Regions from separate parts of the Homo sapiens genome. Here region 2 is linked to region 1. A link is a contact called in ENCODE Hi-C data. All regions are on one chromosome and are shown on one strand. Each heading gives the region's core, a stretch centred on a gene start or an enhancer-like site at or near the end of the contact. The rest is flanking DNA. Distances are from core to core; before and after follow the strand shown. Region 1 holds the start of RASSF6 (Ras association domain family member 6). Region 2 has its middle 5.0 kb from the start of CXCL8.

Evidence for each region. Hi-C counts contacts between places; a loop is a spot of excess contacts on that map. Pooled maps may share reads with other maps.
Region 2: a pooled map shows a loop between it and region 1 (2.1-fold over the local background). The contact joins the enhancer-like site here to the promoter of RASSF6 in region 1. A Hi-C loop is called at or near these places in 1 of 50 pooled maps.

What each region holds. Positions count from the first base shown.
Region 1 is chr4:73,616,736-73,623,494 of GRCh38, forward strand. It overlaps RASSF6 (Ras association domain family member 6), which reads right to left and starts at 3,701. Exons shown (of 11, transcript NM_177532.5): 1 at 3,553-3,701. RefSeq lists enhancers at 3,175-3,724, 3,725-4,273.
Region 2 is chr4:73,732,166-73,738,924 of GRCh38, forward strand. No RefSeq gene overlaps it. Among named protein-coding and RNA genes, the nearest start is that of CXCL8, 5.0 kb to the right of the region's middle. Within about 2 kb of position 3,191, at least 2 of the 41 ENCODE cell types and tissues checked have a DNase peak (open chromatin) inside an H3K27ac peak, as active enhancers do.

The DNA.
Region 1 (6,759 bases), core at 2,451-4,950:
TATGAGATAAGAGTATGTTAAGGGCTGTACACACGGAGAGTCTTTTTAATAAAATATTGTTTCAGCTTGAAGAAGCAATAGAAAGTTACAATTATGTATTCATCTCCAAAACGAAACTGTTTTCTCAAAGTTATGACCTGGAACCTTGGAGTAGAGAAGAGCAGAGTTATATGCAATTACATCACTTCAAGAAAATGAGACAAAGCATCTATAATTCCATCCAGTATCTAGTTCTCTCAAAAAAGGAAAAGAGTTAACAGAGTGATGGTTTCTGGGAAACATTTGGCTCCATACTTTTTCTTAAAATGTGCTTTATTTGCAGAGACAGTAAAGGTCAAGAGTTGGCATATATACAAACTATCACTTAATTAAGTAATATTGGTTGCAGTCAGTGATTGTTGGTTTTGAGATAGAAATAATGTATTATAATCATTGAATCTAAGAGAGGACTAAGCAGAATATGAATCAAACACACTTCTATGTGAGCATGCCACTGCCCTCAGTTCAAGTGGAATCTAATTGGAAATGCCAAAACTTTACTGTTCTATTGCATATTTACATGGTACTAATGCCATGCATTTTATTCTGCTCAAGGTGCCCTCAGGGAGATAAAGAAAGCAGAAACGGTCAGAGAAGCAAATTTGTATTAAGGCACTTAAGGCATCTTGCCACCACTGGGTCTGGGAGGCGCTGCTCAGTCTGCCGACAGCATCTTCTGGAATTACTGGTGTGGTGGAACTCAAAAATTTTCTGCTTCACCTGAGCTTCCCAGTAGAAATTCTTAGGCTGACGTCACAAAGATCACGACTCATTTTTCCTGTTTGTATATTTGCTGCAAAAGAATCGACACTCTCTCCTCTTAAGCTCCTTTACTAGGCTCTAGGTGATGATGAAGTTTTCCTTTAAGTTAACATCCTTATTACTTAAATAGGAGACACTTCATGTTCTACTCCTGAAAGCAGTGGTATTAGTTAAGTTTGGTTGTTGAGATTATGTTATGAAAGTGATGAAATCACTATAATTTATCATTTTAAACATACAAATTAATTTTTGCAACAGAATAACTCTCTAACTGTAATGTGAAAGGAAAATATTCAGAATTCCTTTCTCAGAGGTTTTGTTTTCAAATGGCCTATACTTGAATATTTTAAAAATCTAAGCTTTTATATGAAGCCCATGTAACTCTAGTAACCGTGAATTCCCCACCTACATTGCAATCAATGAATCTATATAAGCAAATGGACTGTCAGCATTGGGTTTCTATCTCAGTTAAAAGTAAAGGATCCTTCTTATTTTAGGAAATTAAAACAAGAATCAGGTATAGAACTTTTAATTACATGCTTAAAAGACTTGTTACATACATGTTACACTATTTTGAATATAACTGGAAAAGTTAATTTTTTCGTAATCATTGCTGGGTCTCTCTGTGTCACTCTTTTCTCTCTTTCTCTCTCTCTCTGATTGACCACAACATTTAATAGTTTATAATAAAATGTTATACACGTGAGAAATAGTAGAATAAATGTAAATTCAACACAATATTCTAATGTATAGATATAAAGTTGTTATCTATCTATCTATCTATCTAAACAGATTTTAACTAGAAAGACTTCCACCCAGTTACGGTTAAGTAGATTAATCTCAAATCAATTTCAAATATGGTTAAATAAATTTATCTCAATTGGGGCTACTATTCTTTATTTAGACATATGTCTATCAATAAATATAAAGGCAAATAACTTTGTTTAAGGATGTATAACAATATGGAAATTCAGCATAAAAGCATATTTCCTCTTTGAAAAATCTTTAATGAATATTGGAACCCTAACTTATTCTAATTCAATTTGATTCCTTTATAAGTTTTTAGCTAAACTGTACTAAACACAATCAGACCCCAGAGGGAAATAACATAGTAAACTTCAGTTAGGTTGGGTTTAGAATTCTATCCACAATTCTCCAGTCAATATCTAATTGTAAGCACACTGAAGAATTTCAACTCTGCAATTTGAAAAAAGAATCCATTAAAACACCAATGATATTAAGTTAGAGTATACTGCAAACTCTTTGACTGCTTTATTTAATAAAATAACAAGATAAAAATGAAGTCAATGGAAATTACTAGTCATAGACACTAAGTTGGTCCCCTCAAGAAAATTAGCAACATTAATAACTAACAACATTGACAAAAGTGCCCTTTAAGTGAAACTTCATAAAATAAAGCCACTTTCCTGTAATTTAAGCTTAAGAGGTAGAGACTGACAAAATACAAGTATTATTCCTTCATGTCTCTTGTCCATCAACACAAATTAAAAACAGCACTTCAATACAAACAATTCAATATGTGCTGAAATATAAAGACATGGATTATATGGTCTAAATTGATGAAAGTTATTCAAAAGCAGTCTCCTTTATAAAACCCAAATGGCATGAATTCCACAATATGAGATTGTGTGTAACTCTCTTACTCTAAAATTCTATTTTCTTTTTAGGAATAACAGATTAATGTAAATGTGAATTTTTCAAAAGAAAACTGATTGAGTAGCAAATATGTCTGAATTTGCCACCACATACTCTATCTGAAAAATGGAAAGAAGCCAGGTCATTTCGTTGCTACCCAGAGAGATGATCCTAGCACACCTGTCACCTGCTTGCCTGTCCTGGATCCAGTCTCCGGGAACCAGTTCAATTCCAGCATCCTAATACACACTGTCTGGTCTCCCTAGTTCAGCTTGCCCTCCCTGATAACGGCCCCTTTGGCAGAGCAGCTTATTCTTAATGCTAACAGTAGGTATCACTTACAGAACACTTGCTGACTGTTCAGTTCCCATCAAAGAAAGCCTTATGTGGCAGATCCTTTGATGATGCTTGTTTTACAGACAAACGTTTGGGGCTTAGGTTAAGAAACTTGAGAGGGGGCAAACTAATAAGTGGCAAAGCCGAGCTTTGAACCTACCACTCTTCTGCTTCAGAATTCATATCCTTAACTCATGCACTCCCATTTAATTATTTATGTTTATTATTTCATTGTTTGGTGAGCGCTTATATTGAAAATTCATTTTTTTTTTGGTGGGGGGCATGCTTTCTGTCACTTTGCAGAAACAAATAAAAGTTGAGCTGAACCCTCAATTAAGTTCTTTCCAGTGCGATGATTCAACACAATATTCTAACCATAAGGATACTCAGAGGAAGGAGTATGCCATCCAGAAGTCTAGTATCTTTGTAAGGCACGATTTTTGCCAGGCACAATTACAGGTGAAGGGCTCATTGAACTAAAGGGAGGAGGGGTCCTATGGTCACATTTACCTCCAAGCCCTTCTCTGCACCCTTTCCCTCCCTTCTTTCCCCTCTCTCCCTCCCACCCTACAAGCTTACCTTGGTTAGGAAAGCATATTCTGAGAAAATCAAAAGGAAAAGGCATGTGTGCGATTCAGGCTGCTATGACACACACACACTTAACTTTGTTGCCTATGGATTCTGCTTTCTAATAACTTGCCCTCAACATGACCCCAGGGAGTGGATTAGAAAGTTTTTTTCCCCATCCCCATTTTTTACCTGTTATTCACACTGTGAGCAGGAGGACCCTTTTCACCATCGTTGTTCGGCTGAACTTGCTTCGCGGTTTGTTCTCGGCTGGGTCAGGAACTCTGGTAGAGGGAAACCAGTGCCCTGTCTCTGCCGGGCTGGGACTCCGCGAGTCACTCACCTGTAGGGGAGGTCCGAGGCCCGCGCGGGCGCAGGGGCGGCGCCTGTCTCCTCCCAGAGCATGGCTCAGCTGGGCGCTTGCAGTGCCCCCGACGCGATCAGCGATCCTGGAGCCCCAGGAGCTGTTAATTATTTCTCCTTTTCGCCACAGCAGGGAAGTGTCAAGAAACCTGAGCCACTCCCTGTGCCTCAGTGCATGTTGGGAGTGTTTACTTTCTTAGGAACAGCTGATAGGTACACTCCTTTGCTCTCTGCCACACTTCTTGAGAAATGAATGGACATTCTAGTTAACGCTTTAACCACGGGATTTGACTGATGTTAATCTCTATTCTCTAGTCCACCCAGACTGTAGGTAATTGGCCTGTGAGAAATGACACCAACCAAGACTGAACGCCATTATTCACGTCTTTCTTTTTAAGATTTTTCTTTTCCAATTTGAGATTTGTTAACTTTCTTTTCCTTGTTATTTTGCTAACACATTTCCCTGCTAGCACTTTTTTTCACCCAGAGCAGCGTTTCGCGCTTCAGGGTGCACCAGGACCACCTATGTATTCTGCTAAACCCAGGTACCATCAACTGTGAGACTCTGATTTAGTAGGCCATGCATACACTTCGGGTATTTATATTTTTTATAAGCTCCACAGAAGAAACTGGTAGACATCAAAGTTTGAAAATGAACATAATGAAACAAAACAGAGGAGATAAATAATAATTTAGTCATTATCTACTGAATTGGATTTGGGGGCTTTGTTTTATCCAATATCTCCAATTTCAAAAGGACACCAAAAAGGCTTAGAAACTGTTAAATGACAGATGCTGTGGAAATATGAAGTACATTTACACACACACACACACACACACACACACAGATTTTTAAGGATCATTGTTATTTTACTGGTTTCCTATGTAAAGCAACTATTCATAATTTTTAAACATAATAGGTTATTTTACAAGTGTAAACCTGAGAGCCCTCAAAAGAAATTCAATCTGATTCCTGCAAAAAGTTCAGCAGGCAGAGTTAATTTCTAGTATCTTTCGTGTTCAAACGCCAGACAAACAGAATGACTCTAGATGTTCAGGTTGCATGTTTGTCATAGCACTTTAAGTAAGATCCTATATGTTCAAAAGGTGAGGCAGGCCAGGTGCAGTGACTCACGCCTGTAATCTCAGCACTTTGGGAGACCAAGGCTGGTGGATCACTTGAGCCCAGGAGTTCAAGACCAGCCTGGACAACATGGCAAAACCCTGTCTCTGCAAAAAAAAAAAAAAAAATTAGCCCGGCATTGTGGGGCATGCCTATAGTCCCAGCTACTCGGGAGGCTGAGGTGGGAGGATCACTTGAGCCTGGGAAGTCGAGGCTGCAGAGAGCCAAGATTGCACCACTGCACTCCAGCCTGATTCAAAAAAAAAAAAGAAAAAATATTAGGCAGTTTATCTATTTAATCTGTGGTGTGCGGAGACCAGGAACTATCAGATTTATCATTATTTGAGCAAATGGTTTTATTGGATCACAATCAAAGATTTTACAATCTTATGTAAGGACAGATGTGACTTAGTATTACTTGCAGATATTAATTCGATCATCATGTTGGCTCCATAACTCTCTGGTATGTGGCTGCTGGTATGGACTGACCTTTGAATGATGACTAGCAGGACCTAGAGTAGTTACAGCTCTCGGTTCCAGGATATCTTGCTCAAATCCATGCTCCACCTCCATTGTCTGTGCTTGAAGTGGGTCATTTGCTTATTGTCAGCATCAGGGCAACATTCTTTTGCATCTTTTACCTGCAAGCATTGGATTTGGGGGCTTTGTTTTTTGCCAATATCTCCAATTTCAAAAGGACTCCAAAAAGGCTTAGAAACTGTTAAATGGCAGATGCTGTGGAAACTTTTACTCTGATGACTGCTTTCCAACTGGTTTTCTAAAGAAAAGTAAAGTTAGAGGCTTAGTGACTTCGTTTTTTAGTGTTTTATCTGTTTGTAAATATGTAATTTTTATTTGATAATATAAAAAGTATATAATTGCACATATGCAATGTGGAAAATCTGAAAAACACAGAAATGTAGAGGACAAAAAGCACCTATAATTCCATCTCTCAAGTATAATCATCATAAACAATTTGTTGAATGTCTTTATTGACTTATTTTCCCTGTGGCTGTTTATCAAAATGCTATTACATTTGGTTTGTTGGTTTATAGCCTGCTTTCATCACATCAAACGTAGTATGAACAATTTACTATAAATCAGTCACTTTTTTTCCTGCAATGTAATTTTAACTAGCTGCTCTGTATTGCACCAAATGAAAATACCGTTACTTATTTAATTATTATGATAAAGTTATACTGTTATAAACAACACTGCAGTGAATGATTACATATGATTCCACACAAGCATGACTACACCTTTTAGATACATTTCAAAAATTGAAGTTACCAGATGTAAGGCAATGTGCATTTTGAAGAATTTCCCTGCTTAAAAAATCTTTGTCAGTTTTATACTCCCAGGGCAGCTAACATGGGTTATTATACTTCTTTTAAACATTTATTAATTTGAAACATAAAAAAATCCATATCTTATTTTAAATATATATATTATCGTACTTGTAAGTTTGGGCTCTTTAGACTTTGCACTTTTGCTTTATTGTTTATTGGACTCTTTGCTCATCTTTTTTCTTATTGATTTATAAATTCTCTTTATATATTAAACATATCAACTCTTCATCATATATGCTGTGACTATATTTTCAAGGTGACTTGTTTACCTTGCAGTCTTGTCTATGGTATTTTTGACATATAAAAGTTTAAAAATGTAAATGGTCGAATCTATTATTTTTCTTTATCAGTTACATCAGTTTTATAAAAGCTTTCCCATCCTTAAAGAATGTAAAAATGCACATATATTGCTTCTTCTAGTTTTTCTAAGATTTAGATATTATTTATTTATTAAATTGAACATTTTAGCCCATCTAGACTTTATTATGTTAATACACCATGAAATTTAGATCTAACTTAATTTTTCTAAGTTATTAGTTTGTTAACTGAGTCATGTTTATTAAA
Region 2 (6,759 bases), core at 1,941-4,440, 110 kb after region 1:
AGCGCAGGAAGCACTTCCTTCTTTTCTTGGGGGCAGGGAATAGGCGTCTGATGGTAATGCACACCATCACCATGGCCTCCAATTACAGCTCCTTACTTCATTGAACCCATGCCCTTCTCCTCTTGGTTGAAGAGAACTTTGCAAATGGCAATGTTTAGTTAGCCACATTGAAGGACGAGTACATATTCTCTTACAGTTTTGCTAAATCTGAGAGTTGGGTAAGTGTCCTCTGCTGGTACAAGTGGGCAAGTTTCCCAGAGGAAGTTCTCCATTTCACATACCTTAGCTTACAGGGTAATAAAACAGTCAGAAGAGCTGTATAGGCAAACCCCATCATTTTACAAATGAAAAACCTGAGGCCTCGATAGGAGGGACTCGTCCTTCTACTGGGTTATGATGTCCCTCTCCCCTCACTGAATCAAGATTCTCTTCTCCAGTCTTCTAAGTCTAATCTGGCAGGAGAGGAGGGGAGAAAGAAGATAAATGTGCTCAAAGGAAAGTCTGTAAGTCTTACAGACACATGAGAGAAACCCCCTGAGACAGCACAGAATTCTGGACTCTCTGCTTAGGTTCTAATCCTAACTCTGTTTCCTACTTGCTGGATGACCTTCTGCAAGTTATTAAATACTTAACCTAAGTTTGTTTTCTTATCTTTTAAATGGCGATATTTAATACTAAAATATAGGGTTGTTGTGAATATTACAAAAATAAAACATGAAGTACTCAGTAATAAGATTCTGTAAGTACAATTATTCTTGAGTGAGAACTTTGTATACCCATTGCTAAAGTCCAAGCAAGTCAAACCTAGAAAAGAAATGTGCTATTTTTAACTTTTCTCATTAACCTTGGCTTTCTAGTACCTGCTTCATTTATCTTTGGGTCTCTTGATGATGTGCTTTCATGGTCCTGTTTTTCTGGCTGGTTGTGTTATTTCTTACCTACCTCCCCCACCCACCCTTCCCATTTTGCTTTTATATCCAGCTTTGTAGGAGATGGTGCCAGTTGTGTTTTCCAGGTCCACCTCCCACTCTTGGGGGAAAGGAAGTGCATAAAAAGTTCATCCAGCAAGTTTGGAGCAGACAGCTTTTCCTTTGTTTCAAAACTCCAATAGCATCTGTGAGTGGTGATTTCCTCCTTCCTGGTTTAGGGACCACATGGAGTGATTTAATATAGACAAGTAAGGTGATGCAGTCAAAAAACATTCTAAATGAGTTTTGAGATAAATGCTAGATGAGAGAATAAGCCACCTAAAAATGAAAAGGGCTCAAATCTGGAAATCAGACAATTTGGGGGCACCAGGTTATACTGAAAGAGATAAAGAAGTTTTATGTCCTTATTTTGCCATAAATTTGAGGAATGCTGAGAGATTGGCCAGTATCTCAAAACTCATACACAATCTGAATTATTTTTTAATTTTGTTTTCTTTTTATGTGAAATAATTATGTAGCTTTTCTTGAATATATCTATTTTGGGGAAATGAAGAGAATTATGGAAGAACTAAAATGTAACCCTTCTCTTCAGCCTCCTTTTGCCATTGACACTGCTTTTCAGTAGATTTGTGAAGGAGGCTACCTCAGTTGAAAGTAGTACTCAGTTTTGATCTTTTTCTAGATGGATTTGGGTCTTACTCTTATAGGTCACAAGAATATGAAAGGTCACTCAAATCTTGCCTTTATATACCATGAGTGTTCTCTTCCTCCTCATTCTGCTCCTTATCCATCTCCACTTTCTCTTTTGAAAACTTCAAAAAACGTTTTCTGAATTCTGTCCAGGACATATCCAGAAAGAGCAGGCACCATTCAGAAAATGCCACTTCTCTTTCAATTGATTTGACTTAAAGGTAGTACACATAGGATTAGCTCATTATTGTCAAATGTAATACCTCCAACTTACCCTTTACTGATTTTAGCCCTTAGGGGTTTATAAGGGAGTTCAGTAAACTCCCTGAAACTTCATGCCAGCATTCATCCTTGAGGCTGAGCAGAAGGTATAAAACTTTCATTATATTTTCAAAGACTTAAATGGTTAAAGTAAGAAAGGTTAAGAACCACTGAGATAATACTTAAAATGGAAGCTAAACTGTTTTAGTCTTAGCACAGTCAACGTTAATTAGACAAAACCTATAGAACACCATTTATATTCACTCTCTGGCCTCCAGAAACAGTGTGTGGTCCCTTGGAGTCTCCACAGTTCTGTGAAATGCAGTTGATGGGAAAGAGCAAGCAGCAGAGCCTCTCCCCCAGTGGTGGACTTCAGTTGCCAGGACTTCCCGCATGCTGCTCACCATCCTTTATGCCACTGTATCCTAACCTGTTATTTCTTACCCTTGCCTTCAAGGAGCCTAGAAGATATCGGATGGTTAATTCACCAGTGGAATGAAACTGCTGTTTGGCTGCACAGTTTACTGCTTTATCTATCCACCACTGCTAAATTAGAGCACTAACTAAAACTGTATTTTCCATGCTAAGTTCTTCTCTGTTCATGGAAATAAAATAATTGTCCCCAAGGGAGAACAAAAACAAAGATAAGCATTTTCGTTTTCTTTCGTTGACATTGTTCTTGTTTGGATAGGTTGCAAGAACTGGGAAATTTCTGCTTTCATTCAAGAAATGTTTGTAGAACATTGTTACATGCAGGCACTAATCTGGAAGCTGGAACACAGTCTAAATAAAGCAGTTGTAGTCTCTGATTTTGTGGAATTTCCAGTCAAGTGGGTGAGACAAATATCAATAAATGGTTACACAAATGGGTGGAGAGCTCATCATTTCAATGGAATCCATCAATGTGGAATGTCTATGTGGGTTAAACTTTGTCTTAAATACTTCAGTCACCCCAAGGCCAAAGTGAGGAGAAAGATGCAGTTAAGATGAAGCTCATATTGTGAAACAAAAACTTTAAAAATAAAAGTTTTAGGAGAGTTGTGAGAAACAAAATATAGAAATTATAGCATAGTAACTGCTTTTTTTCCCTAAGTCACTTTCTTCAAGTTGCTAAGAGTTTTATCTCAACTGAGCTTTTAAAAATTTTACATCTATTTATAAAAATAATAGATCAAAATAATAAAGAAACTTTTGAGAAAATAAGAAAAACATCACTACATATCACTACAGAATCATAACCACCTTTGAATCAGCATGAAAACTTTTCTTTTTTTCCCTTAGTCATTTGACTTATTGCTTGGTGTGAGTCTTGTTTACCACAAGACACAATTAAATGCACGCATCAGTTCAGTCATTTCTAACATAGCAACTTCCCTTTTTGCCAAGTGATCTCATTTCCTATTTTTTTGGAAAGAAATACTAGTAACATGTAACGTGATCACTGCCATGTCAAAGATACATTTTTTTTGTAAACATTGGAGTAAATAATGCCTAAGTGTTTTAGAATAAATCTAATAAAGAAATTAGGTCTACACATAATTTTGTTTTACTTTTTTTTTTTTTTCTTGCGACAGGCTCTCTGTCACCCAGGCTGGAGTACAGTGGCATGATAACAGCTCCCTGCAGCCTCGACCTCCCTGGCTCAAGTGATCTTCCCACCTCAGCCTCCTGAGTAGCTGGGACTACAGGCATGCACCACCACGCCCGGCTAATATTTGTATATTTTTGTAGAGACAGAGTTTCATCATGTTGCCCAGGCTAGTCTTGAACTCCTGGGCTCAAGTGCTCCACCTGAATTGGCCTTCCAAATTACAGGCATAGCCACCACAGTGAGCCCTTTTTTTTTTTTAATAAATTTAACAAAGAAAAGAAATAGCTACAAGTAAATATTTACTTTTTTTTTTCATATTGAAGATTGGCTGATCTTAGCCTTTCTAAGTCCTTAATAAATGCCTGTTTACACAACTGGTGTCTTCCCCTAAACCTAAACTTCAAACTTCAAACTCCAAACTCCACCGATTTGGATAGTATTAGAAATGGCATTCATATTAATGGTTATAGTACATTTTTTTACATGTGAATGCAAATGGAATTGTTAGGCATTAAAAAAGAAAGCTTATATAGTGGAAGAAAATAAAGCATCTAGACATAAGCTTTAAGAGATCTATTGTGTTAATACAGCTTTACTTTTTGAGTGGTAAGCTTTTAAAAAGAAATGTGGTGCTCTAACTCCAGGAAAAGATAAGGGTGACTGAAGTGATAGTCTAGAGGAAAAAGATGCAGACATTTACTGAGTACCTCCAATGTGCCAGGTGCCATTCTGGGCATTTTCATTATGTTTCCTCATTTAATTCTCATGGTGATCCTTTGGAACTGTGTTATTCTCATTTTTACAGATGAGGTAACTGAGAGACAGTCAGATTAAAGAACTGCCTATGATTGTTTGGCTAATAATAAGTGGAGGGGTGAGGCTTGAAGGCAGGTTTGTCTTATTCCAACACCCATACATACCCTTAAATTTAAGTTATTCTGACTTGTGTTGCTCAAATCCAATGTGTTCAGCTGTTTGCTTCTCCAATTACCAAGATTTTTCTTTAAAAGGTAGGACACTTTTGGCAACACGAACCAACTTTGCTCAGTATTGTTATAAACTGTTAACTGGAGACATTTGAATTTGGAGATGGAACTGAAATGGTCTTGCGGTACTAGAGAAGATCAAGTTATCACATAAACAAAGTACAGAGCTGAGAACATATTTTAAATCTTTCCACTAACTCTGACTTTTATTGACTAAAATTTTAGTGGGCAGTATGTTTATGTTTATGACTCTTAACATTAACAACATCGTAAGTCAAACTCACTAATATATGTTAAGCATTCTGTTTATGATTCTTTTAACCTAGAGGATTGTTGAGCTGGGACTAATTTCCTCAAATGGGAAAAAAACCCAGGTGAGAGCTGAGACTGCTCCTGAGACTGAGAAAGGCAGCTCTGACGGGATCTCAGATTTTAGCAGCAGGAGTTGAACAATGGGCATAGAATCAGCTTGCCCAAGATCTCCTGATTAATAAACCATGGAACAAGATTTAAACCCAAGTTCATTTCATTTCAAAGCTCATACCACATTTTGCCCACCATATTTTGCTTTGTTATATGACTACAACTTAGTTCAGGCTTACAAAAAAGTCCTAATTCTAAAATTCCTATGGCGTGGGTGGGAGGGGATTTAGATGATTTTGCATAGGCAAGAAACACCCAGTTTCATGGAGTTTGATGGAAGAGTTATGTACTAATATGGGAAAAGTAGAGGCCATCTTTGTCTTTGTTCTTTCTTTTTTAGACGGGAGTCTCGCTCTTTCACCCAGGCTGGAGTGCAGTGGCGCTATCTCGGCTCACTGCAAGCTCCGCCTCCTGGGTTCACGCCATTCTCCTGCCTCAGCCTCCTGAGTAGCTGGGACTACAGGCGCCCGCCACCGCTCCCGGCTAATTTTTTATATTTTCAGTAGAGACGGGGTTTCACCGTGTTAGCTAAGATGGTTTGGATCTCCTGAACTCGTGATCCGCCCGCCTCGGACTCCCAAAGTGCTGGGATTACAGGCTTGAGCCACCGCGCCCGGCCGTCTTTGTTCTTTCTTGAACTCTTCCTTTTCTTGGGTGATAGACTTCGTCAACGTCTAATGAGGATATCTAGGTGCTAGTCTCTGCTCATCAAATGATTCTTATGGCTCAGGAGCCGAATGGGACGTAAATAAACAGTTAAGTCTCATGAACTCACTTTGCATTCATCTCTAGAAGATGACAAAACATTTGTATTTATGTGTAGCGTGGCACTTTAGTTAAACTTTGTACCCCACTTTGCTCTATTTTAAAGCAGAATATCCTTAAAAAGGATACTTAGTCCTGCTTTTTTTTTTCCGCCTAAGCCCATTTAGTCCTTCTACTCATTATGCAAGGACTCAAATGGTTATCTTTACAGAAGTGAGACAAGATAGAATCAATGCTCTTGTAGTCACTTCATCTTTGTCCATTCCCACTTCTGATGGAGAGGGTTCTAGGACATAATGCACTGAAGGTTACATTGTGAGAGATGAACAACATTTGCAAAAGAGGTCTTTTTGCCTTGGAAAGGCTTCATTCTTAAAAAAAAATGTGAGCATCAAGGTTAAGTAGACCTCATTAGCTCAAACTTTAAGGATGATATCAGGATAAAGTTGGGCCCATGAGAAGAGAATGAGAGGGAGATATAGTGACATGAAAATAAGGAGGAAAACGAGGTGTCTATGTAAGTTGGGCTCACCATAAATACAAAGGCAACCGTTAGGGAAAAGCAAAGAAGTCTTTGCACATCCTCAGAACTCTGAATGTCTTAGTGATGCTGTATGAGTGAGTCTTAATGATAGTGAACTGAATCAGTCAAGCCAGGTTGTGTCCATATGAGAATGTGTCTTTGCTAAACATGCCAACATCACTGAAGCAAAGAAACTTGGAGTTTTCTTTAAGATATAGGTCTTTTTTACCTATCCGGCCCAAGCTTTCTCTTCTTGTCACTCCATGCACTGTGTTCCGTATGCTAAATAGTTTGAGAAACCCAAATGGGCCATGTTCGCCTACATTTCATTGTCCTGTACTTCCTGTCCTGTACTAGCAAAGCAGTCCCATTGGTCTTTCTTCTCCTCATTAACAATAAAGGTAACACTTTTGATGTTGTTTCTTCAGAAAACCTTCATTCATCAAAACTGCCTCAAAGATCATGTTTGTTTGATTCCAGAACTTCCTGTAATTACCTGTTATTGTAACACTCATCACTGTATTTTACTTACTTGTGTAACTAATTTTCCATATTCTGCACTAGACAACAAAGTCCTTTAAGTCAGGTACT